2 separate regions of the Homo sapiens genome follow, and region 2 is linked to region 1. The links are chromatin loops, found by intact Hi-C in ENCODE. Cell type or tissue: OCI-LY7. All regions are shown on one strand. Links, peaks and the distances in the headings refer to the core of each region. The heading gives the core; the rest is flanking DNA.

What was found. Peaks named below come from ENCODE experiments on the same cell type or tissue, not always from the same donor. Only the 100,000 strongest peaks of a DNase experiment are listed, where the experiment ranks them.
Region 2: it touches region 1 in a loop (3-fold over the local background); 11 of 110 quality-filtered maps call a loop at or near these places.

Annotation. Positions count from the first base shown.
Region 1 is chr14:86,640,761-86,643,560 of GRCh38, forward strand. No RefSeq gene overlaps it. Among named protein-coding and RNA genes, the nearest start is that of LINC01148, 260 kb to the right of the region's middle. In OCI-LY7, for the core only: no CTCF peak of the experiment used is centred there; no DNase peak of the experiment used is centred there.
Region 2 is chr14:86,460,663-86,463,462 of GRCh38, forward strand. No RefSeq gene overlaps it. Among named protein-coding and RNA genes, the nearest start is that of LINC02309, 130 kb to the left of the region's middle. In OCI-LY7, for the core only: CTCF peaks have their summits at 1,722 (motif pointing right) and 1,926; no DNase peak of the experiment used is centred there.

The sequences.
Region 1 (2,800 bases), core at 292-2,791:
ACCTAGCATAAAATAAAAACTAATTCTGCGTTGACTTTTCAACGTGGAACTAAACCTGGATATTGCTTTATCCGACTGAAGCTTTAGATGGAACATCTCAAGGGGAAATTAACTGGGATTAAATAAATAAAACAAGCACTAGAAAAAAATGTTTTTTAAATATCAAAATTCTCCTTAAAAGTAAAAAAAATGGCTGGGCGTGGTGGCTCACACCTGTATTCCAAGCACTTTGGGAGGCCAAGTGAGGGGATCACCTGAAGTCCTGAGTTCGAGACCAGCCTGGCCAACATGGTGAAACTCTGTCTCTACTAAAAATACAAAAATTAGCTGGGCATGGTGGCATCTGCCTGTAATCCCAGCTACTCAGGAGGCTAAGGCACAAGAATCTCTTGAATCTGGGAGGCAGAGGTTACGGTGAGCCGAGATCGCGCCACTGCACTCCAGCCTGGGAGACAACATGAGACTCTTTCTCAAAAAAAAAAAAAAAAAAAAGCAAAATAACGTTAGAATGAATTCTATTTAGTTACAATATATAAAATTTGCTCAGAGGCTCTTTGGTAGCTGTAAAGAGATAGAAAGAGTAGGGAATTTGCAAAAGCAAAATTTAACTGTACTTTTTTTTCTTTTTGAGACAGAGTAGTGTGCATTCTGCATACCTTTTTTAAAAACTATGAACATTTGACTCTTTAGTCTCACCTTGTAAGAAAAGCATACACTGATTTTGCCACATGAGCATTTTAGAACTGGTTCCAGTAATCTATGGTCAGCACTTTTATTAACCTCTTTTTTGGTGTATTATATGTTCTCATTTATGTGTGATGTGTTTTTAATCTTTCTCCCCATTATTTATAATCCCATCCTATTGAGTTTTCTCCTCCACTTACATATGGTGGGCTAACTCTTAATACAAGGGGAAAACAGTATGGGGAATGCTAAATAAAAATATAGAACTATCATAAAATCCAGCAATTTCACTTCTGAGTATATACCCACAAGAATAAAAGCAGTATCTTGAAAAGATATCTGCACTCCCATGGTCATTGTAACATTATTCACAATAGTCAAGATATGAAAATAACCTGTGTCCCTCAATGGATAAATGAATAAGGAAGATTTAATACACACACACACACACACACACACACACACACACGAATACTATTCAGCCTTATAAAAGGAGAAAATTCTTCCATTTGTTGAAAACATGGATGAACCTGAATGACATTATGTTAAATAAAGTAAGCCAAGCACAGAAAGACAAAAATCACATGATCTCACTTATATGTGGAGACCAAAAAAGTTGAGCTCATAAAAGCGGAGAGTAGAATGGTGGTTGCCAGCAGTTGACACACAGGGGTGGGGATGGAAAGATGTTCTTCAAATGGTACAAACTTTCATCTGGACAGAATGAATAAATTCTAGAAATCTACTGTACAGTATGGTGACTACAGTTAATCAAAAAAGATACTTGAAAATTGCTGAGTAAATTTTACATGTTTTTACCACACACCCAGTAAGTAGACGAGGTGATGAATATTTTAACTAGCTTGGTTTAATCATTCCACAATGTAGACATATATATATCAAAACATCAAGTGTATACCATAAATATATATACTTTCTATTTTTCAATTATACCTTAATAAAGCTCAAAAAATTTGCTCACAATTGCCTTCTGTGTTGTTCTCCAGATGTGAAACAACCATAACTAGTCCAGCTGGGTCAAAGATAAGCTACTTTTTTTATGTGTTCATGTGCAACTCTTCACAAGCTCTTTCTACCCTTGTGCGCTTTTCTGTATGTCACATTCCTTAAGGTGTCAATCTCATCCTGCCCATCCTTAAAACACCTGATAAAAATAAAAGTTGTTCTTTAAAAGCAACCATTAAAAATGTACCAGTTTTATTCTCCTGGCAGTTATAAACTTTTGTCTGGTCTTAACAGAAACTGAAGTACACATTTTCCCTATTGGATAGCCAGAGCTGGTGTTTTATTAAGAGAGTAACCCCTTCCATCCAGTATGCCCTGGGGATTATAGTAGGAACTCAAAATTGTTAAGCAAAAGACTGAATTTTGATTGCTTTTCTTTTATCACTACAACATAATTTAGAAGGAAATACAGATAAAATAAAATAATGCTGTTTGAAAACTGCAACTATCATATATATGTGTATATATATAAACACACACACACACATACGCATTTACTCCTGTTTCAAACAACTGCAAACTACCTAACAATGTCTTCTATATCCAAACTTTTTTAGCCTTATAACCATGCAGAGTGGTGGAACCTGGGTTTATGGTTGGGGAGATGCATTTTATTCCAGCTCTTCCATTAATCAATTAAACAACTTAGGTGTCTACCATAATAATGTTATGCCTTGGTTTTTGTGTTTTCAAATGGGCATAGTACTAATAACCGTTGACAATATTGAAAGATTATGGGGCTTCAATGTGATATCTGGCCCAGGTGTACATGTTCTAGATAGCCCAGAATATAAAATTACTGCAGTTTTTACAATGGTATTCCCTACCAAACTTCTGGGTCTTCTTTGCTTGAAAAAATTGCCGAGACTTTAAAGGTCAAATCTCTTCAAGTTTACATCAGGTGGAACTTTTCCGTATATTTAATATATTAATTTGAAATTTGTCATATGTAGGAAAGAATATATTAATCATATGTATATATTTTAGAGAATAATAAAATGCATAAACCTATCTGCCCACCACTCACCTTAAGAAAAAGATTAATTACCAGGAACTAAGAAGCACTCTGGGTGAGCTTCCTAATTGTTTC
Region 2 (2,800 bases), core at 191-2,690, 180 kb before region 1:
TAACAAATCCTAGTCCATATAGATATGAAGCCACATATGTCAACCTAGAGATTACAAATATTAAAGGATAAAAGGAGAGCAAGTTGGGAGTTCACCATGCCTTGGGCTGTGATGCAATACTTCTCAAACTTTAGAGTATGTGTCTGAATCACCTGGAAAGCTCCTTAAAACCCAAATCACTGGACTCTACCCCCCCAAGTTCTGACTCATTTGGCCTGAGTGAAGGCCTAGAAATTACAACTCTAACAAGTTCTCAGGTGAAATTGATGCTGTGCATCCCAGACACATTATGAGAACCACTGAGTTAAGAAATCAATAAGTTAAAAGGATAGCTTAAATGAAAAAAACTTATGCTTCAACACTTGTATAAAATTAGCCCTGAAATGGAAGAAATGAGGGCTTTAATCAGTGTATTAGTTCATTTTCAATCTACTGATAAAGACATACCCAAGACTGGGAAATTTACAAAGAAAAGAGGTTTAATGAACTTACTGTTCCACATGGCCAAGGAGGCCTCACAATCATGGTTGTAAACAAGGAGGAGAAAGTCATATCTTGGATGGTGGCAAGCAAAGAGAGAGAACTTGTGCAGGGAAACTCCCATTTTTAAAAGCATCAGATCTCGTGAGACTTATTCACTATCTGAGAACAGCATGGGGAAGACCCGCCCCCATAATTCAATTATCTCCCACCAGTTCCCTCCCACAACACGTGGGAATTATGAGAGCTACAAGACAAGATTTGGATGGGGACACAGAGCCAAACCATATCAATCAGTAAATATATGAATATATTATTCACAATGTTTACAACTGTATGCTCCAGGTACATAATGCAACTTTATCTCTGAAAATATTATTAACGTAAACACTGTATACATGTTATATCCAACTCAGGTTCTGAGAAAACTGGAAAGAACCCAGCGCATTATAGGAATTCAATAAAGGTTGACTCATAAAATTAATTGCCTAAAGTTTCAAAGGCATGTTCTTTCTGCTGTGATTTAAAGCATAGTTTGCTTTCTACATTGCTATTGTGGGAATATTTTCATTCACTACACCCTTGAATTATTTGTGTTCATTTTATAGGGTAGGTAGGAGCATACCTATTTTTGTCTTAAACTCAGTCTAACTCTTCTAACAGGAAAGAAGCCACAAACATCATTCTCCTCAGAGCTGGCCATTGCTGGGCAATGGATGAAATCCTGTGTACAATTTGCTAGTCTCTTTAGTAAGTCGTGTTTTTGTCTTCTTGGAATCCTCCCTTCCTTGGTAGTTATAGTTATTTTGTGGACTCTACATGCCTGCCTCCTCACCCAAAATCTTCTAGGAAACAATGAAAATAATTTGCCCAGTGTTGGTTAGATGTTTAATAACTGACTAAAATTACCAAGCTTATTTGACATGAAGTATTGACAAAAGATGTCTCTCATTTAGGGGATATTTTCAACTTAAGACTGTTGGCAGTTTTCTGCACAGGTCTCTCTGTTCTGCTTGGTGTTTCACTTCTTATAATATCATCTGCCTCTCCATTCATTTCATCAACATGTCTGTCATCAAATGATCCCTGTATTAGTACATTCTCACACTGCTATAAAGATACTACCTGAGACTGGGTAATTCACAAAGGAAAGAGGTTTAATTGACTCACACTTCGGCATGGCTGGGGAGCCCTCAGCATACTTGCAATTTTGGCAGAAAGTTTAGGAGAAGCAAACACCTTCTCCACAAGGTGGCAGGAGAGAGAGAGAGTGAAGGGGAAATATGATCCAATCACCTCCCACCAGGTCTCTCCCTGGACACATGGGGATTACAATTCAAGATGAGATTTGGGTGGGGACACAAAGCCAAACCATATTAATCCCCCTCCTTTATGGACTACACCCTTATTTCTTAAAACTCCTATGCTAGCCATGCTCAGCAAAATGACTCATGGCTCTCCTCATTAACCAGAAACCCCAGACACAATTCTATTAAAGCTATGTTCTTACCTCTTAATCAAATTTAAACCATTTCTCAGGCTCTTTCCTAGACTTTTCTTTTACATAAATTCAGTGGCCATAGGCCCTGGATTATTTTGGAATCACTTGGTTTTTCCAATCTGTTGCCTTCATGATAATCTTTCAACCATTATTTCCAAAGTAGATTCCACGAGACTTTTCTTAAAAGATACACATTGTATCTTTTTATATAGGATTTATAAAGGAATCAGTTTTAATCCTTGGTCACACTCTGCTTTGCATTATTTACTGTGTGTGAGCCTTCTCTTTGCAAAAGGATTGTGGACTAGCTCTGATCAAGGCCTATATTTTACACACAGTTTTTATAGCATCTTGCTCATTGCACAGTTAAGAGTTTAGTAAACATTTGCCAATTCAGTAAGTGCAACTCTCAACTATATTTGCATTAAATTTTAGTTCTTCTTCATTTAAATAAATGAGGTACCAATAATAATCAAATGAGGGAAGATTTTTTGGATCAGAACTAATTCCAGATCACCATTATATTACTTCATTAAATCTGTCTACATGTATACTTAGTCCTGGGTGCTTACATATTATTTAATTAGTGCTTCTATGTTTCATATAGGATAGAGCTTTTCATTATTTTAATTTCTTAGTAGTTAACTTTGCAGTCTAGATTGAGCCCTTCCCTATGCTTGAATATCAGTTGTTTGCATGTGTGTGTGCATGGGTATGCACATTACCGATAGATGAAAGATGAAAAGGGTGAAAGGGGAGGGAATCTCAACATCCATGGGAGGATCCAGGAATGTTTGGACTGCAAAGTAGAGCTTGGAA